Linked DNA regions of Mus musculus: all the other regions are linked to region 1. Evidence: chromatin loops called from intact Hi-C (ENCODE). Cell type or tissue: heart. All regions are shown on one strand. Region 1 has its middle 37 kb from the start of Gm35315. Region 2 holds the start of Zfp932 (zinc finger protein 932). Region 3 holds the start of Gtpbp6 (GTP binding protein 6 (putative)). Region 4 holds the start of AB010352 (cDNA sequence AB010352).

What was found. Hi-C counts contacts between places; a loop is a spot of excess contacts. Peaks named below come from ENCODE experiments on the same cell type or tissue, not always from the same donor. Only the 100,000 strongest peaks of a DNase experiment are listed, where the experiment ranks them.
Region 2: it touches region 1 in a loop (4-fold over the local background); 3 of 42 quality-filtered maps call a loop at or near these places.
Region 3: it touches region 1 in a loop (2.5-fold over the local background); 12 of 42 quality-filtered maps call a loop at or near these places.
Region 4: a loop joins it to region 1, with 4 times the contacts of the local background. A loop is called at or near these places in 6 of 42 quality-filtered maps.

Annotation. Positions count from the first base shown.
Region 1 is chr5:110,053,799-110,061,798 of GRCm38, reverse strand. No RefSeq gene overlaps it. Among named protein-coding and RNA genes, the nearest start is that of Gm35315, 37 kb to the left of the region's middle. In heart, no CTCF peak of the experiment used is centred here; a DNase peak (open chromatin) is centred at 3,678; H3K4me3 peaks cover 1,028 bases; H3K27ac peaks cover 775 bases.
Region 2 is chr5:109,992,242-110,000,241 of GRCm38, reverse strand. It overlaps Zfp932 (zinc finger protein 932), which reads right to left and starts at 3,715. Exons shown (of 4, transcript NM_145563.2): 1 at 3,609-3,715. The coding sequence starts at 3,614. In heart, no CTCF peak of the experiment used is centred here; a DNase peak (open chromatin) is centred at 3,761.
Region 3 is chr5:110,103,456-110,111,455 of GRCm38, reverse strand. Plcxd1 (phosphatidylinositol-specific phospholipase C, X domain containing 1) reads right to left here. Exons shown (of 8, transcript NM_207279.2): 8 at 5,503-8,000. The coding sequence ends at 7,823. Gtpbp6 (GTP binding protein 6 (putative)) reads left to right here and starts at 3,259. Exons shown (of 10, transcript NM_145147.5): 1 at 3,259-3,600; 2 at 4,259-4,396; 3 at 4,516-4,586; 4 at 4,673-4,803; 5 at 5,120-5,190; 6 at 6,099-6,257; 7 at 6,358-6,566; 8 at 6,798-6,946; 9 at 7,036-7,188; 10 at 7,288-7,479. The coding sequence starts at 3,285. The coding sequence ends at 7,435. Zfp605 (zinc finger protein 605) reads right to left here and starts at 1,364. Exons shown (of 5, transcript NM_001163996.1): 1 at 1,139-1,364. In heart, CTCF peaks have their summits at 1,306 and 3,023; DNase peaks (open chromatin) are centred at 1,295, 3,195, 3,565, 4,445 and 2 weaker places; H3K4me3 peaks cover 3,819 bases; H3K27ac peaks cover 2,618 bases.
Region 4 is chr5:109,862,508-109,870,507 of GRCm38, reverse strand. AB010352 (cDNA sequence AB010352) reads right to left here and starts at 3,797. Exons shown (of 4, transcript NM_001378279.1): 1 at 3,696-3,797. The coding sequence starts at 3,698. It overlaps Gm35089 (a long non-coding RNA gene), which reads left to right and starts at 3,888. Exons shown (of 3, transcript XR_389508.4): 1 at 3,888-4,185; 2 at 6,652-6,800. In heart, no CTCF peak of the experiment used is centred here; a DNase peak (open chromatin) is centred at 3,857; H3K4me3 peaks cover 1,314 bases; H3K27ac peaks cover 697 bases.

The sequences.
Region 1 (8,000 bases):
GTAAAGAATAATATTAAAGAACAATATGGCATAAGTTTCTGTACTCAGAGCAACCTCCTGCCAAGACACGGATGGAAGCAGAGCATGAACACAGTGGATCACAGAACATGCTCTGTGGGAAGCCACATGTGCCGTTGCAGAGTGGCACTGACTACTGCTGGCCACCACGCATAAGATTGGACAAACAACCAATGTGTACATATGCAGTAAAGTTTTTTGCAAAGACACTGCCTGGCCCAGGCATGATAATGAGGTTCTGTAAGGTACTGAGAGTATAACCAATCAGATGTGAGACATGCAAATGAGGTATGATAATGAGGTTCTGTAAGGTACTGAGAGAGAGTAGCCAATCAGATGAGGAACATGCAAATGAGGCTTAGTGCATAACCAATCCGGGTGTGAGACACGCCCCTCCTAGGCCTATAAAAGCAGCACCAGTTCTGGGCTCGAAGTCTTTTCGCCTCTACAATCAAGCTCTCCCAATAAACGTGTGCAGAAGGATCCTGTTCTTCCTGGCCAGTCGAGCGCGCGCAAGAATGCTGTCTTAAGTAAATCTAAATGATTTCAAAGTGAAAATTAGTTTAGTTTTTACAAAAAATGAAAATAATATTTGTCCTAAGGGAAAATGACTACCACTATCTTTTAGGTAAAAGAAAGATTAAAGGTAATTCGACTTAAAAAAAGCAGTATATTTTGTTTGTTTGTGCTAGCCCATTCCTCAGTACTGTAGAGTGTATAGATAAGGGGATCTTATCTGGACAGCTTTGTGCATGTCCTGGACCTCTTATACAACCTCAGTCCCACCGTGTCAGGAGCCATAAAGGGACAAGCCAATAACTAGCTGGTGATCATCCTGAAGTGGCCTCCCTCGGATTATTATATAATCTTTGACAGGTGAGCCCTCACTAAGCAAGGCTGTGAGGGACTCATTTTAGGAAAGTTTCCTGCTATTAATATGCTTTTCCATTTATTATTAAACGTATATAACAATTACTAAGTAGTAGCACACCCCTTTGAAGCAGATCTCTGCAGATCCACGGAGATACACTATCTTGTAGTGATGCTGTATAGACAAATAGATAACTAAAGTCTTAATGATGATCCTATAATAATTCCTAAAATTATATTTGTGATTATTAAGCTCTTTTATAATGGGACTGCTATTAAGTCCTTTCCTGATAATCAAAGTTTCAACGAGAACTCTGCCAGTCCCTCAAATGTCACCAGTTAAATGCTCTTAGATAGTAACCAGACTTTCTCCTACTCAGAGCACATTCCAAGAGGTTGTTAAAAAAAAAAAAATGACCAAAGGGAACTAATGATTTATTATAGGAGCTAGGACAGAAGGTAAAATACTGACTGGGTTTATCTATACAGAACTTCACTTATAACTTAGTTATGGTTTTAAGCCTTCTGTGAACCTGTGGAGCTGAGACAGGTGATGGATGTTTAGCCAGATAATCACTCCTAATGGATATGCCTGTGTTGTGCCCACCTCGGCCGGCAAGGAAGACAAAACACGGTTGGATTTTTTTAAAACCATTTTTTAAAATTAGGTATTTTCCTTGTTTACATTTTCAATGCTATCCCAAAAGTCCCCCATACCCACCCCCCCAATCCCCTACCCACCCACTCCCTCTTTTTGGCCCTGGTGTTCCCCTGTACTGGGGCATATAAAGTTTGCAAGTCCAAAGGGCCTCTCTTTCCAGTGATGGCTGACTAGGCCATCTTTTGATACATATGCAGCTAGAGACAAGAGCTCCGGGGTACTGGTTAGTTCATATTGTTGTTAGATGACTTAAGTCTTAATGATGATCCTATAATAATTCCTAGTATTATATCTGTGATTATTAACCTCTTTTTTTTTTTTTTTTTGAGACAGGGTTTCTCTGTATAGCCCTGGCTGTCCTGGAACTCACTGTGTAGACCAGGCTGGCCTCGAACGAACTCAGAAATCCGCCTGCCTCTGCCTCCCAAGTGCTGGGATTAAAGGCATGTGCCACCACGCCCGGCTGTTGTAAACTTTTATTTCAATTTATGATTTGATTTTCTGTGTGAACTCTTGATGATCTTTTTAACATGTTATCATGTATTCTGAATGATGCTTAAGGGCTGAGGACAGAGAGAAGAGTCAGAACTGGGGGACTGGGGTGAGAGGAACAGAGCTGAGCTGAGGAGAAGTTTTTAGACAGAACACTTTTTAGATTAGAAGAAGAATGAAGAGTGGAGTAGCTTAGAAATTATAGGTAACATAAAATACTAAGAGAGCAATGTGCAGAATGCAGAGGGAAAGAGGAGAAAAGAAGATGTCCCAGGGAGCAGAAGGAGCAGGCAGTCTTCTCCTAACCATGGGACAGATCAGGTGCCATAGTAAGGACAAGGCAGGTTTAATCTTACTAAAAGAAACAAAGCTTTTTTCTTACAAACATGGGTTTAATTTATTTAGCATTAAAAAGGTAGAAGCTTTTTTTTTTTCTCTATGTAATAAAAATTGGAGCACATTTTTTTTTTTTTTTTAAATCCAGAATGAGTGAATCCTTGCTGCACCCATCCTTGGTCTTTTGCTCCATATGCATATGTAAGTATGGATGTGTGTACGTATGTAATTGTGAGAATGTCTGCTTGTGTGTGTGTAAGTATGTTTGAATGGAAATGAATAAATGAGCATGAATGAAGCTGAATATGAATTTATGTGAGATTATGCATATTTGCTTATGTAAAAATTTTTCCTTCTGGGAGTGTTTTCTCTTCTCCTGACTCAATAGAAGTCTACTGCTCCAAACTCCCCCCTAGCCCGACAAGCAGGAGGCATCTGGACAATAGGGGAAAGAGTCTAGCAATTAATCCTTTACTTAATCTCCTGCTGTTTTAGGGTGAGGTGCTGAGTGCCAGAAACTGCGATTTCTGACCTCAGAGGATCACAGAAGGCAGGTCAGCTACAACAGCATAGTAACTTAGACTTAGATAAGTAAACTTTTTATTATTCAGCAACCCTAAATTTTTGGTAAGACTTTGTCTTACCCCAGAATCTCCTAAGACAAAGTCTTACCCTCTGGCTATGCTCTTCCCCCTCCTCTGCCTCAAGAAGAACCTACAAGAAGGAACGAACAATCACCCCACGCTGGGGCTTAGCCACGGCACAACTGTATCCTTCTTAACTGATCATTAAAGATGTAAGTGAAAATAAATTATACTATGAATATAACAAACCAGAAATTAATAAGCCCATTCATTTCTATAAACTATTGTTTTCCAAAATCTCTCTTTAATTGTTAATTTCCTGGGCACCCTTCTGCTTGTGGGACAGATTAATAAATCCCCTGCAAATTGAGTAAAGGGCTATGCAAGCTCCCTACCTAAATTCCAGGAGGGAGAAGGCAAACAGCCTAGTGAGTAAGGGAAGGTTAGGCTGAAGTCAGGCCCTGGTCAGCACAGGGTTACTGCCCTCCTAGGGGAGGAGCAAGCAGCTGAGCGGTGGCAGGGAAGTGGTGGGGCCTCCCTGGAGCTGCGCAGGGAGAAAGATGGGTAGGCTATTGGAGGACCGGCACAAATACTACAGAAATGCAAATCCCTGTAGATCTGGAAAAGGTTGGGCACTGGAGTTGAATTTTAGGCTGAGAACCTCTACACTGTGTGCCTTCAGCTCTCTCTAACCCTAAGGGAGGTACTCGAGTCACTCAAGACTTACTGGCCAATCAGAGCCTTTTAGGCGCACCTGCCAGTCAGAGGGGAAGGCGGGTTTTTCCGGGTGCCTTAGTGCCGGTTTCACTTAGTAGCTGAGCAGTCTTGAATGGTCCCATATTCTATGCTCTGTGTCCTGCCGTTGTGTGCTGTGAATCGTGTTCAGGCAAGGTCTGAAGTTGCGACATGGTGAGCACAGGGTCACTGCCAACAATGGGGAGCAGCGCGAGCTGCTGTGGTGGGTCTTTCCCAGGACAGAGTGGGAATCGGCGGCCACTTGTGAGGTCCCCTGAGGTCCTAGCCATTCGCGGGACCCAGCTGTAGCATCTATATAACTTCACTGTGGGGGCTGCATCTGTGCAGAGCATTTGGCCTGTGTGTAGAGAGATCTTTGGCGTGATCCCAAACTCAGAGAGTCCGACTTTCTACAAGTTCTGTTCTTAGCATTTGACATTAAGGTGGACAACCCATTTGGAGTTAATTTTGTGGAGGTTGTAAAAGGCATCTCATGTGCTGGGTAGCAATTCACTATCAAGCTGTGATGTAAAAGAGTAGAATTGATGATGTAAAGGATTTACTAAAGCTTAGCGGATAGTAAGGCACTCCAAGTAGAATTTAGCTGAGGGTGCACTGCATGTAACACATCCCACAGATAAGTAATATGCTAACCAGGGCAGTTAGAGTTTAGGATGCTAGGATACACATGCTTGTTCACCAGGATTGTCTAGAATTCATAACAATGGAATCAAACTAGATTTACAACCAGCATCTAGGCCCACCTCCAGATCAAAGAGCAGGCCTCTAACCAGCTGCTCAATGGGGCATTACAGGGTCACAATCTACAGTAAGGCCTGGTGAGCCATAAAAGTTCAGTTTTCTTCTTGAGAAAAGGATAGTTATGCCACATGGGCAGGATGACACCTAGTGACAATCATGTGAAAAGAGAAAAAAGAAAAGAAAAGAAAAGAAAAGAGAAAAGAAAAGAAGAGAAAAGAAAAGAAGAGAAAAGAAGAGAAGAGAAAAGAAAAGAAAAGAAAAGAAAAGAAAAGAAAACTGTTGTCTTGAGTGTAGGCCTGATCCAGCTACACTTTCCCTGAGGTCCCCACGTCTGGAGCAGGACACAGCTCCTTCTGAAACCCAGGAACACGATTGGCAGAGCCATTCACAGCCTAGTCCATGGGAGCTTTCCCTGAGGCCCTGGGTATAGAGAGAAAACAGGGCTCCTTTTCTAAAACCTGGAATATGCTTGGGAAAGTGGTTAATGGTCTGGGGCCAGGGCCTTTGGGAGGGGTTGAATCAGATTCTGAGAGCACAACTTCCCACCATATGGGGCTGTGGTTATCAATTCCAAGGCCACTAGTGGCTTGGTTAGAATTTTTTTTTTAGATACACTGAGTTCCCCTTGGGCAGCAGTGTTTGATTAGCCTTCTCCTGAGTGTGTCCCATTGTCTGATGTTTCTGTGGACTTCATACTTTCTTCATCTTTCTGCTGACTTCAGAGGTGTCTCCCATCTCCTTCCTTTTCCCTCATGTCAATTGTGTACAAGATGGTATTCTTAAGAAGCTGACTTAGCATAAGCCATAGCTTGTGTAAGACCTCCCCACCCCAGCTTTTATACTCTCTACCTTTTCCTTTTCTGATGTTTTTCATCATCTGGAACCTTCCACTTAGGACACTGTCACTAACCTGCTGTGTTAGGGCACTGGTGTCCTTAAGAAATGATCCTGGAATATGCTTGCTGTGAAAATTGCCCATGTGTCTTAGTGGCTAGACTTGCAGTCTCCAGTCTGTATTTAAGTTGTTCAAAACTTAACCTGGAACCTGAACCTAAAAGAGACTTAAGGGTGGCAGCATATGTGGAATGCAAAATCCATCCTAGTCTGGCTCCTCTTTTAGCCTTAATCAGTGTAGCTGGTCTTTGCTACTTTATGGTTTCTTCTTTTCCTCTCCCTTAACCCCCTTCCGTGACCCCAGCAACTGTTTCACCCTCTAACAGCAGACAGGAGAGAAACAGGGACGGAGGAGAAAGAGATCCTTGAGTGGAGTTTCTGTCCTTGTACTGGACGCCCCAGCATGAGTCAAACAGTCTCTGATGCCCAGAGCAAAGATTAAAGATAGGAAAGGCAGAAAGAAGATGCAAAGCCAAGAGTTAGATTTGGGAATACTGCTGGGAATACTGCTGCAGCAGCAGCCAGCAGCAACCAGAGCCTTGAGTTTATTTTTTGCAGTGTTTTTAAACCCCACAGTATTATCAAAAGGAAAGCCACAAGCAAGTAGAAACAATTTCCTGAAACATACATAGAATATCTGTTCTTATCCAAAGGTACCTCCCTTTAGCCTCAGGTGTACCTCCTCTTATAGTTCCATGCCTCATCAGGCTGGGAAATCTGCCAACCTTGACTGCCTGGGTACATAGAAGACTAGGGTCAGTTCTAAGCATAAACATAGTAGTCAAGGAAGAAAAAAGGTGCAAACAAAGTTTCCTTGCTCACTGAATTCAGGGTCTTATCAAGATGGTCAAGATATGAGAAGTCGTGAGGAACACATTCCTCAGCTGTATTTATTTATTTATTTGTTTGTTTACTTTTGGTTTTTCGAGATAGGATTTCTCTGGGGAGCCCTGGAGCTGTATTTTTTTTTTTTTTTAGAGCTTACTTTCTTGTCCTAGCCCGTAAAATATTCTGGCCATTTTCCTAGAAGGGGTACCAAGAGCTGTCCTCACCTGGGAGAGCTCTGTCTGCCCCTAGGGTGGGCTGGAAGGGGAGAGCTGGGAAGGCCTGTGCTGTCTTGAGTCATTTAATCTCTACTCCTGCAGTAGGAGAGCTGCTACTGTCTGTCCTCTGGGCAGCCTAGCAATCAGGAGGAGCACCAGTGGGAGGTAGTTTGCAGGTTCCTTCCAAATTCTCCTCTGATGCAGTTCATCAGCTAGCTGTGAGGGAGACCATAAACCTTGCCATTATGATTGTGACAGCCACCAGGAAGAACAGGTTGGCTAAACAATCAGAGTCCAGTCTGATTGGACTGTGATTGACTGGGAACCAGACTGTGTTTCTTTTGGTCCATGTGGTGGCCTGGGCAAAGGGCCTTGTCCTCTGAGCCTGCCTGAGTGTGGATTCCCTGGGGGTGGGGGGTGGGGGGGTAGGTTCTGCAGCTCTGGGCATAGGAAGCTGGGTTGCCTATAATATCACTGCCTAGTGTGTACTGCATTTTCTTTTTCGTGTGCAGAAGACAAATTTCAAAACTGAAAACCTGGTTTCTAGAAGTTCTGAACATTGCATTGCAAATTCAGTTTTGTGCGATATTTTTTACAAACAGTTTAGAAAGTGGTGGAGATGAGGTTATGGGGATCCTCCTTCGGCCATATTTGATTAAAATCCTTTTTCCTCTCCACTATCACTAGTCACAATGAATGGAGTGATTCAGGGAAATTCAGTTCCAGGGTCGCCAAGGAGTTTCTGAGATGCAGAGGATTCTTAAGTGTGCATGGTGGTGTGCAGGTGGCTAGGGCAGATTCTACATCATGTGCTATAATCCATGTGGCAGGAGGCAGACATTAAATTATTCTTCAACCTTGGTTTGTGTGTGGGCTCATTGGGGCTGGGTTTGTGTGAGATCTCTAGTGGGTATTAGGTGCGGCAGAACCATAGCCCAGCTTTCTGATCACCTCCATACAGAGAGAGCTCTAGAGCCTCTGTTTGGAAGTGAGGTCAGCAGTAGCTGGAGGGATCAGAAATGTACCAGTTAGGGGTCACTTTGGGTTATTTTTGTGGGATTTGTGAGGTCTATGTTTATTCTATTTGTATACACATGCAGTCATGGGTAATATTGGTCATGTTCACATTTTTCCTGGCTGAGTTTCTTTCAGTCTTTTGATTGAAACTTGACTATAATTTGGGGCTTATGTTCTTGGCTTTTTTCTCTACATCTCATTATTTTTTCACAAATGTTGTAAAGCTTTGGATTATTGTAGCTCTGTGATAAGTAGGGATCCAATTTACATTGTGTCAAAATGTGTGCAATTTCTTTATCATCCTAGTGACAATTCTGAGGTTTTCACATGGCAGGTAGCTTTGGAATCAGCTTCCCCGTTAGGAGTTTTCTTTAGATTGATTTGAATTTATGATGCAAATTCATCCTACCCAACATCCCTTTTCTTTTTTTTGAAAACCTCCCTATAATGGTGTTGTTTACAGTTCTATGTTTGTGAAACTGAAACTGATGTGAAATAATGTACAAAGCCATAGAAAGAGGACTTTAGCATAGGCTTTAGGAACACAGAGTACATTTTTAGGGTCACATAAATAGTATCTAAGTATAA
Region 2 (8,000 bases), 62 kb after region 1:
TCCAGGTAAACTCAGCCAAGGATTGTGTGGCATTCCTTTATCTTGGTCATCCTGATAAGCCCCTAAAAGCAAAGATCTGGCTGGCCAGTAGTGGCCCACGCCTTTAATCCCAGCACTTGGGAGGCAGAGGCAGGCAGATTTCTGAGTTGGAGGCCAGCCTGGTCTACAGAGTGAGTTCCAGGATAGCCAGGGCTACACAGAGAAACCCTGTCTTGAAAACAAACAAACAAAACAACAACAACAAAAACCCCCAACCCCGCCACCCCCCCCCCAAAAAAAAAGAAAAAGAAAAAGAAAAAGAAAAAGAAAAGAAGCAAGGATCCCTGGATTCGCTTATTGTCTTGTTCTGTCCTTGACCTAGAACTGACCTTATTATTTGTATGTATTTAAAATGGTATTAAAGCAGGCTTTAGAAAAACAAACCCCCAGGGTGGTGGTGGCACAAGCCTTTAATCCCACTTTAATGCCACTTGGGAGGCAGATGGACTCTGAGTTCGAGGCCAGCCTGGTCTACAAAGTGAGTTCCAGGACAGCCAGAGCTAAACAGGGAAACCCTGTCTTGAAAAAACAAAAAAAACCAACCAACCAATGAAACAAAAACAAACAAACAAACCCGCCTCAGCCTAAGCAATGGCTGGACTCATGTTACAGTGTTGTCTAATTGCAGTCTTCTTGTCCGTCCTCACTCTCCCTTGATATACTGCTAACTGACTGAGCTGGCTTGGTCACCCTTCATTTTCTATTGCTACCTGCAAGGTAGAGATGATGGTGTAAGTTCTCATACCCACCTGACAATAAGCATACAATAAAGATTAAAATTATATGGGAAAAGAAATAGGTTGAGAATGCTTAAGCTGTAATTCCATGTCCTTCTAGGACCAATATAGCATGGACTGAGAGTCTTTACAAGTACTTAGTCCTTAACCATTGCTATTGTCTTCATTCCTTTAGCACAAGGTCCCCTTGAGGCACCCAGCTATTCCTCAACAAATGAGCCTAGAGGTAATTCTCATATTTAGGCTACCATGAATACAACTGCAATGAACATGAGGATTCATAATACTAATTTCAAGTTCATGGAAACTATATTGAGAAGACTGCTGGGATCCATGGCAATTCTGTCATTTATGAGAACTCCGTAGAATGGGGTTGCTTGGGTGTAGGTATTATGCCAAATATATCAGAATACATACATTAAATATGTGCAATTTTATATCAACTAGAACACAACATGGTCTAAACTAATTTTAGTTGATACCTATGGAAAAATCCCAAAATACTGCTATCAGAATTTATTGCTAATACACAATCCTGTGTCACATACATATCATTGTTCAATTCTGGACAATGTTTTATTTGAACTCTTTTTGTTTTCTCAATTAAGTTAAACTTAGTGAGGTATCATTTATGTGATACTAGAAATGTATTCTGTGTCACTAAAGTCTATGCTAAAGTCCTCTGTCTATGGCTTTGTACATTATTTCAAACCAGTTTAAGTTTCACACATTTACAACTATAAACAACACCATTATGGTGATATTTGTTTGTTTGTTTTTTTAAAGAGAGGAAAAAGAAGAAACCATAAAGTAGCAAAGACCAGCTACAGTGATTAAGGCTAAAGAGGAGCCAGACTAGGATGGATTTTGCATTCCACATATGCTGCCACCCTTAAGTCTCTTTTAGGTTCAGGTTCCAGGTTAAGTTTTGAACAACTTAAATACAGACTGGAGACTGCAAGTCTAGCCACTAAAACATATGGGAAATTTGCACAGCAAGCATATTCCGGGATCATTTCTTAAGGACACCAGTGCCCTACCACAGCAGGTTAGTGACAGTGTCCTAAGTGGAAGGTTCCAGATGATGAAAAACATCAGAAAAGGAAAAGGTAGAGAGTATAAAAGCTGGGGTGGGGAGGTCTTACACAAGCTATGGCTTATGCTAAGTCAGCTTCTTAAGAATACCATCTTGTACACGATTGACATGAGGGAAAGGGAAGGAGATGGGAGACACCTCTGAAGTCAGCAGAAAGATGAAGAAAGTAGGAAGTCCACAGAAACATCAGACAATGGGACACACTCAGGAGAAGGCTAATCAAACACTGCTGCACAAGGGACAACTCAGTGTATCTCAAAAACATTTCTGACCAAACTTCTAGTGGCCTTGGAACTGATAACCACAGCCCCATATGGTGGGAAGTTGTGCTCTCAGTATCTGATTCAACCCCTCCCAAAGGCCCTGCCCCAGACCATTCCCAGCTCCCAAGCACATTCCTGAATTTAGAGAAGGAGCTCTGCAAATGCACCCAAGAGTAGGAGATGTCAGGAAAGAATCAGACTCGGGGCTGAAATCAAACAAATAGAAACAAAAAGAACTCTATACAGAATCAACAAAACCAGGACCTGTTTCTTTGAGAAAATCAACTAGAAAAACCAGACTAACCAGAGGGCACAGAGACAGTATCCTAATTAATAAAATCAGAAAAATAAAATCAGAAATGAAAAGGAGGATATAACAGTGAAATATATCTTAAAATAATTATTCTCTTTTAAAAATGTTAACAATTGAAAATATTAAAATCATTTTCTACAAAACAAAAACAAAAAAAACAAAGTAAAGGAGCCCTGTTTTCTCTCTATACCCATGGCCTCAGGGAAAGCTCCCAAGGACTAGGCCCAGGCTGTGACTGGCTCTGGGTTTCAGAAGGAGCTGTGTCCTGCTCCAGACATGGGGACCTCAGGGAAACTGTAGCTGGATCAGGCTTGCACTCAATAAAACAGTCTTGTCTTCTCTTGTCTTTTCTTTTCTTTTTTCCCTTTTCACATGGCTGTCACTATGTGTCATCTTGCCAATGTGTCAGAACTACGCTTTTCTCAAGAAGAAAAGAAAAAAAGTAAGAAAAGTAAGAAGAAAAGTAAGGCACACCAGGCCTTACTGTAGATTGTGATCCTGTAATGCCCCATTGAGCAGCTGGTTAGAGGCCTGCTCTTTGATATGGAGACGGGCCTAGATGCTTACTGTAAATCAAGTTTGATTCCTTTGTTGTGGTTAGGAGCCATATTTCTGGGCAATCCTGGTGCATATGTATTATAGCATCCTAAACTCTAACTGCCCTGGTTAGCACATTACTTATCTGTGGGATATGTTACAGGCAGTGCACCCTCAGCTAAATTCTACTTGCTGTGACTTACTATTCGCTAAGCTTTAGTAAATCCTTTACATCATAAATTCTACTCTTTTACATCACAGCTTGATAGTGGATTGCTACCCAGCACAAGAGATGCCTTTTACAATCTCCACAAAGTTAACTCCAAATGGATTGTCCACCTTAATGTCAAATGCTAACAACAGAATTTGTAGAATCTAGGACTCTCTGAGTTTGGAATAACGCCAAAGATCTCGCTACACACCGGCCAAATGCTCTGCACAGATGCAGCCCCCACAGTGAAGTTATTCAGAGGCTACAGCTGGGTCCCGCGAGTGGCTAGGACCTCAGGGGACACCGCACATGGCCGCTGATTCCCAATGAGTCCCGGGAAAGACCCACCGCAGCAGATCGCGCTGCTCAGACCCCTGCTTCTCCCCATTGTTTTCAGTGACCCTGTACTCACCACCATGTCACAACTTCCAAGCTTGCCTGAGCACCCTCCACAGCATCCAGCGGCAGGACAGAGAGCACAGCATAAGGGACCATTCAAGCCTGCTCAGCTACTAAGGGAAACCGGCCCAAGGTATCCGGAAAACCCGCCTTCCCCTCTGACTGGCAGGTCCGCGTAGAGGCTCTGATTGGCCAGTAAGTCTTGAGTGACTCGAGCACCTCCTTTAGGGTTAGGGTGTGCTGAATGTACACAGTGCAGAGGTTCTCAGCCCTAGCTTCAAGTCCAGTGCCTGACTTTTTCCAGATCTACAGGGATTTGTATTTCTGTAGTATTTGTGCCTGTCCTCCGATAGCCTACCCATCTGTCTCCCCGCGCAGCCCCAGGGAGGCTCCACTACTCCACCTGCCGCTGCTCAGCCGCTTGCTTCTCCCCTAGGTGGGCAGTAACCCTGTGATCACCAGGTCTTGACTTCAGCCTGAGCTTCCCTCCCTCTGTAGGCTGTTTGCCTTCTTACTCCTGGAATCAAGGTAGGGAGCTTGCATAGCCCATTACTCAACTTGCAGGGGAGTTATCAATCTGTCCCATAAGCGGAAGGGTGCACAAGATACTAACAATCCAAGACAGATTTTGGGTAACAATAGTTTATAGAAATTAATAGGCTTACTAATTTATCACCCGCGCCCCCCAGTTCTGACACTTCGCTTTGTCCTCAGCCCCTAAACATCTTTCAGCATACATGATCACTTGTTAAAAAGTTCATCAAAAGTTTACACAGAAAATTAAATCATAAACTGAAATAGAAGTTTACAACAGAGAATGTTTACAGGCATGTGAGGAGCGGCCCGGGACTGCAGCTAAGTCTTATGACTTGCACCTGACTTCCTCATACACCTGAAAATAAGCCATGACCATCGACCATCGTGAGAGCAGGTGCACCATAATGCTGGCGGTGTAAACAAGTCCATATTTGGTGGAGGCGTGCCCCTGCTGCCCCCATTGGCTGAAGCTGCATGCCTGGTGAGGTGGCTTGGCCTGCCTTGAGTGGATGGGGGCTGAGAGTATATAAGCAGACCTCCCTGGGTTCCCAAGGTCCCCTTAGCAGCATCGAGGTGTTCCTGCAATAAAGGCTGTTGGGAAGAATCCAACCGTGTTGTGTCTTCCTTGCCGGCCGAGGTGGGCACAACACAGGCATATCCATTAGGAGTGATTATCTGGCTAAACATCCATCACTTGTCTCAGATCCACAGGTTCACAGAAGGCTTAAAACCATAACTAAGTTATAAGTGAAGTTCTGTATAGATAAACCCAGTCAGTATTTTACCTTCTGTCCTAGCTCCTATAATAAATCATTAGTTCCCTTTGGTCATTTTTTTTTTTTTTTAACAACCTCTTGGAATGTGCTCTGAGTAGGAGAAAGTCTGGTTACTATCTAAGAGCATTTAACTGGTGACATTTGAGGGACTGGCAGAGTTCTCGTTGAAACTTTGATTATCAGGAAAGGACTTAATAGCAGTCCCATTATAAAAGAGCTTAATAATCACAAATATAATTTTAGGAATTATTATAGGATCATCATTAAGACTTTAGTCATCTATTTGTCTATATAGCATCTCTACAAGAGAGTGCATCTCCGTGGATCTGCAGAGATCTGCTCCAGAGGGGTGTGCTGCTACTTAGTGGTAGTTATATATGTTTATTAATAACAGGGAAAGCATATTAATAGCAGGAGACTTTCCTAAAATGAGTCCCTCACAGCCTTGCTTAGTGAGGGCTCACCTGTCAAAGATTATATAATAATCCGAGGCAGGACACTTCAGGATGATCACCTGCTAGTTTTTAGCTTGTCCCATTATGGCTCCTGACACAGTGGGGCTGAGGTTGTATAAGAGGTCCAGGACATGCACAAAGCTGTCCAGATAAGATCCCCTTATCTATACACTCTACAGCACTGCAGATGTGTGCTAGCACATCTTTGCTCTCAAAACATAGTGTTTTTTAAATTGGAATTACCTTTAATCTTTCATTTAGCTTAAAGAGGTAAGGTAGTCGTTTTTTCTTGGGACAAACATTAATTTCATGTTTTCTAAGAACTAAACAAATTTTCACTTTCAAATTTTAAATGATTTACTTAAGAGGTCATGTTCTGTGATCCACTGTGTTCATTTTGTGCTTCCTTCCATGTCTTGGCAGCAGGTTGCTCTGAGTATAGGAACTTATGCCATGTTTTTCTTTAATTTTATTCTTTATATATTTTCTGAAGATGAGAAGGTGGAATGTTTTATGTTTGGAATGCTTGTTTGCAAGATGACTTTGTCCTTACACATTACATAATATGGATGAAGAAAAATGAGCAACTACTTAATTTTTATCAATTAAATATCTTCATATATACACTGCTCCCCACTCCATCATTAGCTATAGATAAGAAATGAAAAGATTTTACTTTGTCTAGAGTAGAAGAATGTAAACCAACATCCTCAATATAGTATTGGTTACAGTGCTGATTACAACCATCATATATTTGTTAAAATTTGCAAAAAAGAGAACTTTGTGACTTTTAATATCACAAAGGATGCCTTATGTAAAAGAAATTTCCTTACCCTACCTAAAAATTTTGAGCCCTAACAGTACATTTAAGCCCCCTTTTTTTCTGTTTGTCAGTAAATAGCTAGTAGGCAAGCCTAAGTTATTGAGAACCTAAATCATTAAACACCATCAAATAGAAAAATACCTACGACAGTATCCTGCATACAGGTAGGCTATCTGCACCAAGTTACATTATAACATGATCTATTGTCCACATGAGATAGTGACCTTTACTGGTTTTCCATAGTGCAATAAAATAAGCAAAATGCTCTTGTATGAATACTAATGTCATAAAGGAATCTGTTTTCTCCAGAAAGAGACACACATTAAAGACAGAATTTAGTGCATGTCAGTGCTTTGAAAGAGGGTTGGAGTCCTTCCCTCTCAGGGTCTCAATGCAGCTCACCACCTGCTATTTACTAGCATGGAAACAGCAGCAGACAGGATAAGGTTCAGCAAGTGGTGAAGGATACTTTCAGTTGGTAATATGAAATTTAGGTACCCAGAGGCCTGACTGCTCTTCCAAGTCCTGAGTTTTATTCTAGCAACCACATGGTGGCTCAAAGCCATCTGTAATGGGACCTGATGCCCTCTTCTGGTATGTGTCTGAAGACAGCTACAGTGTTCATATAAATAAAATAAATAAATAGTATTAAAAATTAAAAAATTGTAAATACAACTTATACTTAAAATGCAAGATTACACAGAATCCTGAAATATGTAAATAAGAACATCAAAGACAGAAAAGCCAGAGGAGCCACTCAGCTAGGGATGTAAGAATTTCCATTAAATATGCCAGAAAGATTTCTGACAGGACCCTGATATAGCTATCTCTTGTGAGGCTATGCCAGTGCCTGGCAAATACAGAAGTGGATGCTCACAGTCATCTATTGGATGGAACAAAGGGCCCCTAATGAAGGGGCTAGAGAAAGTACCCAAGGAGCTAAATGGGTCTGCAACTCTATAGGAGGAACAACAATATGAACTAAGCAGAACCCCTCAGAGCTGTGTCTCTAGTTGCATATGTAGCAGAGGATGGCCTAGTCAGCCATCAATGGGAGGAGAGGCCCTTGGTCTTGCGAAGATCATATGCCCCATTAAGGGGAGTGCCAGGGCCAGGAAGCACAGTGGGTGGGTTGGGGAGCATGGCAGGGGATGGGGGAGGAGGGTATAGGGGACATTCGTAATAGCATTTGAAATGTAAATGAAGAAAATAGCTAATAAAAAAATTTCCAGGGCTGGAGAGATGGCTCAGTGGTTAAGAGCACCCACTGCTCTCCCGAAGGTCCTGAGTTCAAATCCCAGCAACCACATGGTGGCTTAAAACCACCAGGAAATTGGTTGATGTAGGTTAAATAGACCAGTCCTTGTTTGGTGTATTTCCAATATTTAACTGGCTCATTGTCTCAGCTCAAAGATGCTTACTTAGCAAGTTGTGAGGTACGTAATGAGATCTGACATCCTCTTCTGGTGCATCTGAAGATAGCTACTTAGATATAATATTAAATAAATCTTTAAAAAAGTAAAAAAACAAAAAAAAACAAAAAAAAAAAACCAACCAACCAAACAAACAAAAAACCCCTAAAGGACAGTTGTTGATCACCTACACAAACAATGTTAAAGAAAAGTAAATGAAAAAGAAAAATTTAAAAAAATCCATTAAAATCATAAACTGTTCTTAAAGTCAGATGATTTATACCTTTGATTTATAGGAACCATAGCCCTTTTGGTGTATGAGGCTTAGATATATGCCTAAGATCCAATTTTGTGGTCATTATATTTGCCTTATGATATTTACATAGAAAGCATATTAGCTCC
Region 3 (8,000 bases), 50 kb before region 1:
GTGTCTGAAGATAGCTGCAGTGTACTCATATACATAAAATAAATAAATAAATCTAAAATTAAAAAAAAATCAACATGTTAAAAAAAAACAAAACTAGGTATAGCCAGGTGTGATTAAAGAATGTGATGGAGGGCTGGAGAGATGGCTCAGTGGTTAAGAGCACTGATTGCTCTTCCAGAGGTCCTAAGTTCAAATCCCAGCAACCACATGATGGCTCACAACCATCTGTAATGAGATCTGATGCCCTCTTCTGGTGTGTCTGAAGACATCTACAGTGTTCTTAAATATAATAAAATAAATCAATCTTTGGGCCAGAGCAAGTGGGGCCAGAGCAAGCAGAGGTCCCGAGTTCAATTCCCAGCAACCACATGAAGGCTCACAACCATCTGTACAGCCACAGTGTACTCATATACATAAAAATAAGTAAATCTTTTCTTAAAAAAAGTATGTGATGGAAAGTAAATAGGAATATCTCTCTGCTTAGGGGGAGTTTGTATACAGCACAAGAGTCAAGAAACTGAAGGAAGAAAAGAAACTTAACCAGTTTGTTTAAAAACATTTTTATTGGGACTGATAGGTGGGTTTCTGAGGCAAGCATAAAAATGGAGAGGGCCACTTTCAGGTTTGCCATTGCTAACAAAGTACAGTCAGATCTAAGCACTATTGTACTTAGACGATAAGTCTTGACAGTGAGCCTCTCCTAGAATCCAAAAGGTGAAAGATTTAATCATTTCTGCTGTTTCTCAGGAAGACAGGGTCCTTATGGCACCCGAATGACTGATGATTACTGTCTTCACCAACAAAAAGAGCACACATACATGCCGTCCGGGACTCACTGGTTTACAAACATACAAAGCAACCCCTTCCCGCCCCACAAGACTTGTCTGGGGAATCCCACTAGTTCTTCATTTACCTGGCATTGACACCTGTTCTCACAGGCCAGAATGTTCTGTGTTCGGATGTTCCATCATCTAATCCGCGTGCCTTATTGTCCCTGACAGGGTGCAGCATCAGTAATGGCACCGTCACCTTCTCCCACCCTCCTCCTGCACTCCCTCCTTCAGCCACCTCTTCTTGCCCCAACCTCCTACCAGGCTGTTGGACACAATCCCTCAAGAGTGCTCAGGGCCCGCCTCACCTTAATCCTTACCAAAACCGGGACCGCCATTCTGCGCATGCGCAATTCCCCTCTCCAATGGCTCCGCACCTGCTCCAGGCAGAGCCTAAACGCTCTTTGAGTTTGCCAAAGACCAGATTGGATACAGACTTAGCTCTCTACAGGATCACGTCATCTGTCACTAGCTTCACTAGGGCTTACTGCAGACCTAACAGCTGCAGAGTCGGTGTGGCCCAGTAGAGGAAGTGTCGATGTAGAACTACATTTCCCAGAGATCCACTGGGGCAAATGTGCCTGGGACTGAAGGATGGGCTTCACTTCCGGACCCACCCCTCCACCCCCCACCCCCAGCCTTCATGTTCCCTTAAGACGATGTCATCAGCAAGGGCCCTTACCGTTGTATTGTCTCACTGGCCTGAAGTATTTTACTACTACTACTACTTCTTCTTCTTCGGCCCTTACCGTTGTATTGTCTCACTGGCCTGAAGCATTTTACTACTACTACTACTACTACTACTACTACTTCTTCTTCTTCTTCTTCTTCTTCTTCTTCTTCTTCTTCTTCTTCTTCTTCTTCTCCTTCTCCTTCTCCTTCTCCTTCTCCTTCTCCTTCTCCTCCTCCTTCTTCTTCTTCTTCTTCTTCTTCTTCCTCTTCTTCTTCTTTTAAAGATGCATTTATTTTATGTATGTGAGTACACTTGTCGCTGTCTTTAGACACACCAGAAGAGGGCATCAGATCACATTACAAATGGTTGTGAGCCACCATGTGGTTGCTGGGATTTGAACTCAGGACCTCTGGAAGAGCAGACAGTGCTCTTAACCACTGAGTCATCTCTCCAGTCCTATTTTATTTCTTAAAACTCTTTTTTATTTTAAAATGTATTTGTTTATTTCATGTATATTAGTGTTGTGCCTTATATGCTTGTGCACTGTGTGCATGCTTACAGAGGCCAGGAGGGTGTTGATCCTCCTAAGACTGTTGTGAGCTCTTATGTGGGTGGTGGGAATTAAACTTGTGTCCTCTGGAAACGCACCCCTGAGCCATCTTTCTGTCACCCAAAGCAGATAATTTAAAGGAAGAATTCATTAACTTTTAAATATCTCTTGATGTTCTTGGCTTCTATACCCAAATTAGACATTTCAGCACTACTGTCTGCATCCAGGAAGATACTCATGAAGAGCCAAATATGTGAGTGCTAGGAACTGAACCCCAGTCCTCTGGAGAAGCAACCAGTGCTGTGACATCTTGAACTATTTTAATCATGACTATGTTCAGTGGAGCAGCCAGTCTCTTTACTAGTCTGAGAGACATCTCCAGCTTGGGTTTTGTTTTGTTTTGTTTGTTTGTTTTGTATCCCCTAGTTCCCTGCTTCAGGCAAGTAAGCTAAATGGATTGTCAGCAGCACACATCCCAAGGCTTGATTTGTTCCTACTTTATATGAATATGTCCCCACAACTCCACTCCAGAAAATATATAAATGACTTGAAAAAAAGATACACAGGAGAGAGAGAGAGAGAGAGAGAGAGAGAGAGAGAGAGCGCGCAGCTATCCCAGGTCACAGATATATTCCATTTAGTTCCTTCTAGTTCTTGGTACTGAACATCCTCTAGCCTACCATCTGTGACTCCATCTTCCTCTGTGTTGAGGAGAGTTTCCTGTGGCCCAAGTAAGTTTCAACAGAAACATGAATATTTGTAATTTCTTATAACTAAGCATAAAAGCTAACACATTTTATAACTTATTTGAATTCTATTTTAACATTCAGTGCTAGATTATTTCAATAGCCTATGTCCTTTATACCTAACTTTATTGTCTTCATAAAAGTTGTCATAGGCCAAACCCTGAGTTCTATTGAGTCCTGTGTTGTTCCTTTTGAAATTGCTGTGCCTACACTAACTCTATTCAGATCTTCCACCACTAGGCTTATTTTTATTTGTTTTGTTTTAGAGGCATTGTCCTTTCGGCCCCGCCCCTCGCCGCATGCGCCTTGCTGTCCTTTCTCCCTGACCCCGCCCCTATCCAAGTTTTTCGCTGCGGGTAAGCGATCTGCTCTCGATCCTCCCAGAGCCACCCTTCGCGGCACGCACATGCGCCCTGTTGTTCTTCCCGTCCCTCCCTGCTCTCCCTCCCCCGCCCCCGCAGTCTCTCGCTGCGCGCGCACGCGCCATGCTTTTTCTGCGCGCCGCCGTGCTCCCGGGGTTCTGGCTCCCGCGTGTGCGCCGCGTACAACTCGTTCGGAGCCCCGCGGTGACCCTGCCAAGTCCCGTCCGCACTGTCCACGCCGGGAGCCGGGTCTGGGGGAGCGCGTGGGCGGGGGGCGGTCCCGTCCGTGGTGGGGGCGAGGAGGACCCCCGTGAGGACGAAGAGGAAGAGGAGGATGAGCTGCTCCGCGCCCCACCCCTCCTGCCCTTGGATACACAGCGCGTTTGCGTCCTGCATCCTGACGTCAAACGCCCGGCCGGAAAAAAGCCTCGAAGCACAGGTATCGGGTAGGGCGAGAGTGGGGATTGAGCAGGGAAGCCGGAAGGGGCGAGGACCTGAAGGCCGAAACTTACTAGTGCTATACAGGAAGGCCACGGGGAATTGGGGCGGCGGTGACGCCTAGTTCTGGAAGGGGCGGAGTCACGAGAAAGGAAGGAGAAGCCGAGGGAGGAGCACTGGGGGCAGGGTACTATGATGGACATCGGGCGTACGGTAGAGAGTGTGGATAGTCTGGGATGTGCTGGGTTCGTGGCTGCTCTCCTGGTGGAGTCGGAGTCTGGCGAGCTTGCGTGCTGGGGGCGTGATCTGGCTGAGCATGTGATGGTACCTGGGCCTGCCCGATGGGTGAGGCTGCGCGTGCTCCGGGTGGGACCTTGGGGCGGGACTATCCTAAATTTGTAGGCGGAGTCTGGGGGGGGGGAACATTGGGCGCTGGGGGCGAGTCCTAGAGGTTCTGCCTTTCCCTGGTAGAGCTTTGGATCATGGCCTGGCGAGCTTCTTAGGGTTGTGATGTGAGCTGCAGGGTGGGGACATGGTGTGGGCGGGGGATGCGGACTCTGCGCGGGCGCGGTTTCATCCCAGAGCTAACCCTGTCCACCGCCGTGGTCCGAGGTCTTCCCGCTCGGCCCTTGACTGGATGGACCCTTGTGTCCTCACAGCGGAGTGGCAGGTGGCAGAGGCGGCCGCCCTGGTGCGCGCACTTCCAGGATGGTCGGTCGCGAGTACCCTGGTGGTGCCCAGCGCAGCGCCTGGCAGCAGGCTGGTGTTCGGCAAGGGCAACTTTCAGGACGTGACAGGTGAGCGGTACCTCACCTTTGGCCGCTGGGCATGCGCCTCACCTGCGCTGGTGTAGGATGGGTCAGACTGCCTCCCGTCCTCCTCCTAACCCCATGACGGGCCACTCCCTGTGCTCCAGAAAAGATCAAGGGATGCCAGGACATCACGTCCGTGTTCCTGAACGTGGAGAGGATGGCGCCACCGACCAAGGTTCCCTTGTGTCCCCCCTGATCCTCACATGACCCATGACACCATGTGACCCCTGACTGATCCCTGCGTGGCCCCCATCTCCTCAGAAGGAGCTGGAGTCCGCTTGGGGTTTGCGTGTGTTCGACAGATTCACCCTAGTTCTGCATATCTTCCGTTGTAACGCACGCACGAGGGAGGCCCGGATGCAGCTGGCGCTGGCAGAGATCCCGCTCCTCAGGTTCGCGGGTGATGTTCCCCGCATGTCCTCCCCTCGTGTTTTTACCACCTGCCCTCTCAGGGAGTCTGTGGGTGATGCAGCATGTAGTGCTCCCCACATGTTCTCTTCACATGTCCTTGGGTACTCTCCGTATGTCCTCCCTACATGTCCTCCTTGCGTATCCTCTCGCGTGACTGTAGATGCTGCAACAGGTGGCAGGTGGTGCTCTCCGCAGTTCCTCCCCGCATGTCCTCTGCACATATCCTTGGACGCTGTGACAGGGGTGCTCCCTGTGTCCTCCCCTCCCCTCATGCGCTACCTACCTGCCTCCCTCCAGGTCCTCTGTGAATACCGACTCTGGGCAGCAAGACCAGCAAGGCTGGGGCTCCCGGTACATCATGGGGTCAGGTAAGGGCCAGAGGTGTGTAGAGGGGATATTGGGGAGAAGGGGGACATGGAGGGGAACACAGGCCTGTGATGCGGGGCTGTGACTGGGGTCTAATGTAATGACTGAGCCCTGGGATCACAGCAGGAGGGACTGCAAGGTATGGAGAGTTCACATGACCCCTGACCTTTACATGGCCCCCTTGTGCTCACTTCATGACCTCTCCTGATCCCGGAGTTCATTGTGTACCCGTCGCAGCCACACAAACTGGGTTCCTGAGTGGGAGGTTGGAGCTGTAAGGGAGGAAACGAAAGAAGAAACGAGACCAAGACAAATTTCTGATCATGGCCCAATGTTTACTAAGAGTCTGTGCTTATAAAGGGGGAAAGCCCATTTCCCTGCCACCCAGACTTCTTGATGCTTTGTTGCCAAGTTGTTAGCACTTAGTCTGCTAGAGCTGCTAGCATTAGGTCGCCAATTCGACAGATTGTCAGCTATCCCAGGAATATCTCAGGAAGACAGGTTCAGCCTTTTGGGTTATTGGCATCTTGGAGAAGAGCAGCACAGGTGACAGAATAGACCTATCTAGGTCTGGAAGACTCCACCGTAGGTGGTCTCATCCACAGTGTCAGAATAACAGGTCTGAGTCAGCCTGCTCAAGGCTGGGGATGCTATACATTGACCTACACAAGAATCTGCTCAGAGCCCAACTGCTTCATGGATGTGTGACAGGCCGGCTGACTATGTCTTTCTGTGAATGACTGGTGTGATCCCCCATGGGAGGATCTGCTCATGCGTTGCCTGTCTGGGGCAAGGTCAGGCGGGATTCCCCCAAGAATGTGATGTTCATGCCCACAGAAGACCCTGAAGTTCTGCACCGGGCCACAGTTCTCCTTCCCCTGCCCCCATACTGTGTCTCTTGTCCTCCCAGGAGAGTCACCCACGGAGCTGCGGGCCCGCGCACTCAGGGACCGGGAGCTGCGGCTCCGTCGTGTCCTTGAGCGGCTTCGGGATAAGCGGAGGCTGATGCGGAAGGAGCGGGTGCGGCGAGAGTTCCCTGTGGTGTCAGTGGTGGGATACACCAACTGTGGTGAGGAGGGAGGGGCCCTCATGGGAGGCCGGGGTGCACCAGTGTAGGCATGGCAAGAGCTGGGGCTGACAGTGCCACGTTCTCACCTGCTCCCTCCCAGGGAAGACCACACTCATCCAGGCTCTGACGGGTGAGGCTGCTTTGCAGCCGCGGGACCAACCGTTTGCTACTCTTGATGTCACCGTACACGCGGGGTTGCTCCCCTCACGCCTGCGCATCTTGTACGTGGACACTATTGGCTTCCTGTCCCAGCTGCCGCACAGCCTGATCCATGCGTTCTCTGCCACACTGGAGGACGTGGCTTACTCGGTGGGTTTCAGGGACCTGACGGTTGGAGCCTGTCCTCTGTGCGGTCCTCTGTGGGTGTCAGGTCACTCTCCTTGTAGGCCTGGGTGTGACATGATACCCCGGCAGTTTCTGTCTGCAGACTGCTTCTGTCCTCTGGCCACACCCCTAGACCACACTCCTCATCTCCCACCTCTGACCACACCCCTTCATGATGCCTGATCTTGCTCCTATCCCCAACCACGCCCCATACAGGATGTCCTGGTGCACGTGACTGATGTGAGCCACCCTGATGCAGAGCTGCAGAAGGCCACTGTCCTGTCCACATTGCGGGGCCTGCATCTGCCTCCCGCACTGTTGGAGTCAGCGTTGGAGGTTCACAGCAAGGTGGACCTGGTGCCGGGGTGAGTGTGGTACGATGGGCAGGGTGGTGGCCCACACCGCCCTCCCGGCCAACCCCACATGAGATCACCTAAGTCCCCCGCCCCTGCAGGTACACTCCACCATGCTCTGGAGCCCTGGCCGTGTCTGCAATCTCAGGGCGTGGGCTAGACGAGCTGAAGGCCGCACTGGAGGCGTCAGTGCTGCGTGCCACAGGCAGGCAGGTCCTCACGCTATGTGTGCGCCTTGGGGGACCCCAACTTGGGTGAGTCGTGTGGGGGTGCCCACCCGTGCCTGTACCATCTCTCAGCACGCCCTGAGACCTCCCAGCATGCCTGGTGGTGATTTTTGTGTGTCCCTGCAGCTGGCTCTATAAGGAGGCGGTGGTGCAGCAGGTGCAGGAGCTGCCAGAGGGTGATGCGGCCCACGTGACCGTCGTCATCACCCAGGCTGCCTATGGCCGGTTCAGGAAACTGTTCCCCATTGACGCCCCTTCTGCCCTCCCACATTGACTGACAGTAACTTATTAAAGCAGGATATGTCCTGTGTCTCCCTCACCGGCCTGGTTTTGTATAGGTGACTGGGAAGAGTCCCTGTTACAAGGGAAATGGTGCTTGTACTCAGTAGCTGGGGTGGAGCTTCCCTTGGGAGCAGAGACTGTTTCCAAGGCCTGGGTCTAGCCTGGGCTGCCAGAGACCACAAAAACATCCGCACATGTGCGTTAGTTCAAAATCCGTTCATCAATGGAGGCCTGAGCACCTGGTGATGCGAACAGAAGTGACACATACGTGGCCACCATGTGTTCTGCAACAGCATCATGACAGCAGAACATTCTGGGCCCTGGCCTGCTGGGTCTGAAGGTCTCCGAAGTGGTGACCCCCGTCTTGGGGATGTGGCAGTTAGGGAGACAGCAGTTTGCAATTCAGGCTGATGACCTTACTCACGAAGCCATCCGCATCCACGAAGTCGCCTGCGATGATGTTGGTGCATTGAGGGCTCTGCCCCGGCTGCTGTGCACACACCCACTCGGTCATGAGGGGGAGGCTGCGACGTGTCATCTCCTCCAGGGAGTCCACT
Region 4 (8,000 bases), 190 kb after region 1:
GTTAGTTTTCACTAGTTTGAAGTGTGGAATCACAATGTTTCTTATTTCATTCTAAAAGCAAACTCTTGATTGTTGTTAAGGAAAACCAATGTCTATATAACTTTTCAATAAAAATAAATATGTGATATTGTACAAAATTGCTGCATTAAGTATATTACACATTAAGAATAAATACACCAAGGTATAAAAATGTTAAATGTTTAACCACATTCTCCAAAGCTAAAATGAAAGTGTTACCATCTAAGTTACTTAATGCAGAGAAAATAAAAAGATGAGTCAGTTATTTAAGACTATTGTTCAATTGTAATGTATCATCAGTATTTAAATTCAAGCAAAACAGTCAGTCTGTTTCTTAAACTCATTTTTACTCTTTTATGCAGTATGACTCATAGGCAGAAAGCTCTCATGCCATCCAAATACAGCCACTCTCTGCATTTGTACAGTATACTATAATACCACATTTGCTTCCCATCTATAACAACTCTTGCTACAGAAAGCTTGATAGTTCATTTCTCTTCTCCATATAATATGCTAAATAAACATTAGTAAAACCCTTTGAAGGAGATTGCTTCAGCTAGATTTTGTGCTTTCTGCCATTCTGTAGGGAGTTGGCAGGAATTTGACATTGAACAAGGACATGGAAGTAGGCTCAGGTAGGAATCTGACTTTGGGCTAGGACTTAGGAAGTAGGCTCAGAATAGAATAGTTACATTTGGGCTAATACAAAGCTCCAGGTAAACTCAGCCAAGGAGTTATCTAAGTCCTGCTGATAAGCCCCTTAAAACTATGATTCCTGGACTTTGCTTATTAGCTTGTGTATTCCTTGACCTAGAACTGACCATATTATTGGCATGTACTTAAAATGGTATAAAAGCAGGCTTGAGAAAAATAGACCTGCTTCAGCCTCAGCACTGGCTGGAGTCATGTTACAGGGTTGTCTGTCTTCTTTTCAATCCTCGCTCTCCCTTGAGATCCTGTTGACTGACTGAGCTGAATGGTCTCTCTTCATTTTCCACTGCTACCTGCAGAAAGACAAGATGGCTCAAGTCCTCATACCCATCTGACAATAAGGGTGCACGAAAGATTAAAATTATATGGGAAAAGGAATGGGTCAACAGTGCTTAAGCGGTAATTACATGTCGTTTTTATGACCAATAGAGCACTGACTGTGAGAGTCTTTACAAGAACTTAATCCTTTAACTTTCACTATTGTCTTCTTTCCTTTAGCACAATGTCACCTTGAGGCACCTAGCTTGTCCTCAACAAATGAGCACTGAGGTAATTCTCATATTTAGGCTACCATAATACAACTGCAATGAACATGAGAATTCTGGTTCTTCTTTAAACTAATTTCAAGTGCATGGAAACTATACTGAGAAAACTGCTGGGATCCATGGCAATTCTGTCATTGTTATGAGGACTCGGTAGAATGGGGTTGCTTGGGAGTAGGTGCTATGTCCAAATGTATGAGAATATATATATTAAAATAAGTAAAATTTTACATCAACTATAACACAACGTGGTCTTAACTAATTTTAGTTGACATCTATGGAAAATCCCAACCTACTGCTTTCAGAGTTTATTCCTAATACACAATCCTGTACCACATTCATATTCATTGTTCAATTCTGGACGATGTCTTATTTTCACTCTTTTTGTTTTCTCAATTAAGTTACACTTAGTGAGATATCATTTATGTAACCCTAACAACGTATTGTGTCCCTAAAGTCTATGCTAAAGTCCTCTTTCTATAGCTTTGTATATGATTTCACATCATTTTCAGTTTCACATACTTACAACTGTAAAAAACACCATTATAGGGAGGTTTTCAAAAATAAAAGGGATGTTGGGTATTTCTAATTTGCAGCATAAATTCAAAACAATCTAAAGAAAACTCCTAACAGAAAAGCTGATTCCAAAGCTATCTGCCATGTTAAAAAAAAAAAAAAAAAACCCTCAGAATTGTCACTAGGGTGATGAAGAAATAGTAAGCCTTTCAGCACAATGTAAATTCTATCCGTACTTATCACAGAACTACAACAATCCAAAGCTTTACAACATTCGTGAAAAAATGAGATGTAGAGAAAAAAGCCAAGAACATAAGCCCCAAATTATAGTCAAGTTTCCATCAAAAGACCTAAGGAAACTCAGCCAGGAAAAATGTAAACATGATCAATATTACCCATGACTGCATGTGTATACAAATGGAATAAACACAGACTTCACAACTCCCACAAAAATAACCCATAGTGACCCCTAACTGGTACATTTCTGATCCCTCCAGCTACTACTGGTCCCACTTACAAACAGAGGCCCCAGAGCATTCTCTGCTGGGGTGGGGAGGTCTTACACAAGCTATGGCTTATGCTAAGTCAGCTTCTTAAGAATACCATCTTGTACACGATTGACATGAGGGAAAAGGGAGGAGATGGGAGACACCTCTGAAGTCAGCAGAAAGATGAAGAAAGTATGAAGTTTACAGAAACATCAGACAATGGGACACACTCAGGAGAAGGCTAATCAAACACTGCTGCACAAGGGACAACTCAGGGTTTCTCAAAAACATTTCTGACCAAACTTCTAGTGGCCTTGGAACTGATAACCACAGCCCCATATGGTGGGAAGTTGTGCTCTCAGAATCTGATTCAACTCCTCCCAAAGGCCCTGGGCCCAGACCATTACCAGCTCTCCCAAGTGTATTCCTGATTTTAGAAAAGGCCCTGGTTTTATCTCTATACCCAGGGCCTCAGGGTAAGCTCCCAAGGACCCAGTTGAGTAGGCCCCAGGCTGTGACTGGCTCAGCCAAGCATGTTCCTGGGTTTCAGAAGGAGCTGTGTCCTGCTCCAGACATGGGGACCTCAGGGAAATTACAGCTTGATCAGGCCAGTACTCAATAATACAAAAGTTTTCTTCTCTTTTCTTTTTCCCCCTTTCACATGGCTGTCACTATGTGTCATCTTGCCAATGTGTCAGAACTATGCTTTTCTCAAGAAGAAAACAGAACCTTTATGGCACACCAGGCCTTACTGTAGATTGTGATCCTGTAATGCCTCATTGAGCAGCTGGTTAGAGGCCTGCTCTTTGATATGGAGATGGGCCTAGATGCTTGCTGTAAATCAAGTTTGTTTCCTTTGTTATGGTTTGGAACCATATATCTGGGCAATCCTGGTGAACAAGCATGTGTATCCTAGTAACCTATACTCTAAATGCCCTGGTTAGCACATTACTTATCTGTGGGATGTGTTACATGCAGTGCACCCTCAGCTAAATTCTACTTGGAGTGCCTTACTATCCGCTAAGCTTTAGTAAATCCTTTACATCATCAATCCTGCACTTTTACATCACAGCTTGATATTGGATTGCTACCCAGCACACAACCTCCACAAAATTAACTCCAAATGGATTGTCCACCTTAATGTCAAATGCTAACAACAGAACTTGTAGAAACTAGGACTCTCTGAGTTTGGGATCAAGCCAAAGATCTTTCTACACACAGGCCAAATGCTCTGCACAGATGCATCCCACACAGTGAAGTTATTCAGAGGCTATAGCTGGGTCCCGCGAGTGGCTAGGACCTCAGGGGACCTCACACATGGTTGCAGATTCCCACTGAGTCCCGGGAAAGACCCACCGCAGCAGCTCGCGCTGCTCAGACCCCTGCTTCTCCCCATTGTTTTCAGTGACCTTGTACTCACCATGTCGCAACTTCGAAGCTTGCCTTAACACCCTCCACAGCATCCAGCGGCAGGACAGAGAGCACAGCCTGCTCAGCTACTAAGCGAAACCGGCACCAAGGCACCCGGAAACCCCGCCTTCCCTTCTGACTGGCAGGTTCGCCTAAAGGCTCTGATTGGCCAGTAAGTCTTGAGTGACGCGAGTACCTCCCCTAGGGTTAGAGTGTGCTGAAGGTACACAGTGTAGAGGTTCTCAGCCCAAGCTTCTGTCCAGGGCCCAACCTCTTCCAGATCTACGGGGATCTGCATTTCTGTAGTACTAGTGCGAGTCCTCAGATATCCTACCCATCTGTCTCCCCGCGCAACCGCAGGGAAGCCCCACCACTCCACCTGCCACTGCTCAGCCGCTTGCTCCTCCCCTAGGTGGGCAGTGACCCTGTCATCACCAGGGCCTAACTTCAGCCACAGCTTCCCTCAGTAGGCTGTTTGCCTTCTTCCTCCTTGAATCAAGGTAGGGAGCTTGCATAGCCCATTACTCAACTTGCAGGGGAGTTATCAATCTGTCCCATAAGCGGAAGGGTATTAACAATTAAAGAGAGATTTGGGGAAACAATAGTTTATAGAAATTAATAGGCTTATTAATTTCTGGTTTGTTATAGTCATAGTGTAATTTATTTTTGCTTCAATCTTAATAATCAGTTTAAAAGGATGCAGTTATGCAGTGGGCCAGCCCCAGCGTGGGGTGTTTCTTCTTTTTTGGTTTTGGTCTTATTGAGGAAGCGGAGGGGGAAGAGTAGGCTGAGGGAAAGACTTTTGTCTTTTGAGATTCTAGGGTAAGACTTTGTCTCACCGAAAATTTAGGGTTGCTGTATAATAAAATGTTTACTTATCTAAGTCTAAGTTACTATGCTGTTGTAGCTGACCTGCCTTCTGTGATCCTCTGAGGCCAGAAATCACAGTTTCTGGCACTCAGCACCTCATCCTAAAACAGCAGGAGATTAAGTAAAGGATTAATTGCTAGACCCTTTGCCCTATTGTCCAGATGCCTCCTGCTGGGAGGGAGTTTGGAGCAGTAGACTTCTATTGAACCAGGAGAAGAGAATAACACTCTAAGAAGGAAAAACTTTTACATAAGCAAATATGCATAATCTCACATAAATTCATATTGAGCTTCATTCATGCTCATTTATTCATTTTTATTCAAACCCAGCTGGGCCCAGCTTTCATGCATTCTCACAATTACATACTTACACACACACAAGCAGACATTCTCACAATTTTATACTTACACACACATCCATACTTACATATGCATATGGAGCAAAAGACCAAGCATGGGCGCAGCAAGGATTCACTCAATCTGGATGAAAAAAAAAAAAATGTGTTCCAATCTTTATTACATAGAGAAAGAAAAGGCTTCTACCTTTTTAATGCTAAATAAATTAAACCCATGTTTGTATAGAAAAAAAGCTTTGTTTCTTTTAGTAAGATTAAACCTGCCTTGTTCTTACCATGGCACCTGTTCTGTCCCATGGTTAGGAGAAGACTGCCTGCTCCTTCTGCTCCCTGGGACATCTTCTTTTCTCCTCTTTCCCTCTGCATTCTGCACATTGCTCTCTTAGTATTTTATGTTACCTATAATTTCTAAGCTACTCCATTCTGCATTCTCCTTCTAACCTAAAAAGTGTTCTGTCTAAAAACTTCTCCTCAGCTCAGTTCCTCTCTCAGCTCAGTTCTTCTCACCTCTGTTCCTCTCACCCCAGTCCCTCAGTTCTGACTCTTTGTCCTCAGCCCTTAAACATCATTCAGCATACATGATCACATGTTAAAAGTTCATCAAAAGTTCACACAGAAAATCAAATCATAAACTGAAATAGAAGTTTACAACAGAGAATGTTTACATGCATATCCATTAGGAGTGATTACCTAGCAAACATCCATCACCTGTCTCAGCTCCACAGGTTCAATGAAGGTTTAAAACCATGACTAAGTTATAAGTGAAGTTCTGTATAGATAAACCCAGTCAGTATTCTATCTTCTGTCCTAGCACCTACAATAAATCATCAGTTCCCTTTTTATGACCTTTTTAAAATTGTTTTACAACCTCTTGAACTGTGCTCTGAGTAGGAGAAAGTCTGGTTACTATCTATGAACAATGACCTGGTGACACTTGAGAGTCTGGGAGAGTTCTCATTGAAACATTGATGATCAGAAAAGGACCTAATAGTAGTCCCATTATAAAAGAGCTTAATAATCACAAATATAATTTTAGGAATTATTATAGGATCATCATTAAGACTTTAGTTATCTATTTGTCTATACAGCATCTCTACAAGATAGTGCATCTCCGTGGCTCTGCAGAGATCTGCTCCAGAGGGATGTGCTGCTACTTAGTGGTAGTTACATATGTTTATTAATAACAGGAAAAGCATATTAATAGCAGGAAACTTTCCTAAAATGAGTCCCACACAGCCTTGCTTAGTGAGGGCTCACCTGTCAAAGATTATATAATAATCCGAGGCAGGACACTTCAGGATGATCACCTGCTAGTTATTAGCTTGTCCCATTATGGCTCCTGACACAGTGGGACTGAGGTTGTATAAGAGGTCCAGGACATGCACAAAGCTGTCCAGATAAGATCCCCTTATCTCTATACTCTACAGCACTGCAGATGTGTGCTAGCACATCTTTGCTCTGAAAATATAGTGTTTTTTAAATTGGAATTACCTTTAATCTTTCTTTTAGCTTAAAAAGGCAAGGTAGTCATTTTTCCTTGGGACAAACATTAATTTCATGTTTTCTAAGAACTAAACAAATTTTCACTTTCAAATTTTAAAAGATTTACTTAAGAGATCATGTTCTGTGATCCACTGTGTTCATTTTGTGCTTCCTTCCATGTCTTGGCAGCAGGTTGCTCTGAGTATAGGAACTTATGCCATGTTTTTCTTTAATTTTATTCTTTATATATTTTCTGAAGATAAGAAGGTGGAATGTTTCATGTTTGGAATGTTTGCAAAACGACTCTGTCCTTACACATTACAGCATATGGATGAAGAAAAAGGAGAAACTACTTAATATTTATCAATTAAATATCTATTCTGCTCTTCACACCATCATTAGCTATAGGTAAGAAATGAAAAGATTTTACTTTTGACTAGAGTAGAAGAATGTGAATCAACATCGTCAATATGGTATTGGTTACAGTGCTGATTACAACCATCATATATTTGTTAAATTTTGCAAAAAAAGAGAATTGTGTGACTTTTAATATCACAAAGGATGCCTTATGTAAAAGAAATTTCCTTACCCTACCTAAAAATTTTGAGCCCTAACAGTACATTTAAGCCCCCTTTTTTCTGTTTGTCAGTAAATAGCTAGTAGGCAAGCCTAAGTTATTGAGAACCTAAATCATTAAACACCATCAAATAGAAAAATACCCCATGACAGTATCCTGCATACAGGTAGGCTATCTGCACTGAGTTACATTATAACATGATCTAATGTCCACATGAGATAGTGACACTTACTGGTTTTCCACAGTACAATAAAATAAGTAAAATGCTTTTGTATGAATACTAATGTCATAAAGGAATCTGTTTTCCCCAGAATGAGACACAGGTTAAAAGACAGAACTTAATGGCAGGTCAGTGCTTTGAAAGAGGGTTGGAGTCCTTCCCTCTCAGGGTCTCAATGCAGCTCACCACCTGCTATTTACATGGAAACAGCAGCAGACAGGACAATGGTCAGCAAGATTCAGGGAATGGTAAAGGATATTTTCAGTTTGTAATATGAAATTGAGGTACCCAGAGGCCTCAGAAGACATAACTTCATAGATAGGTAAGGAGCACATGGTCTTGTGAAAAAGCCCATGAGTTCAATAATATAAAAATTTGTAAAAACAAGGCTGGAGAGATGGCTCAGCAGTTAAGAGCACTGACTGCTCTTCTAGAGGTCCTGAGTTGAATTCCCAGCAACCACCTGGTGGCACAAAACCATCTGTAATGGGATCTGATGCCTTCTTCTGGTGTGTGTCTCAAGACAGCTACAAGCCGGGTGTGGCCCAATGGGGGCCACTTTCATTCAGACTGCCACAGGTAGGAATAAAATCTGTGTGTGATAGTTAACCATTGTCCAGGTAGGCAGGTGGAGGGAGGCACAGCCTGGAGAATGTTCAGACTGAATGTTTCTGGGCAGGTATGACTTCAAAACTAGAAATTCTTTCTTAAGTAAACAGTTTGCTCAGATGTCCACAGGTCTCTTCCTTTGTCCCTGTCCTTTAGAATGCAGAGGTGACACTTAAGAAGATTCTAGAGTAATTAAAGCCCT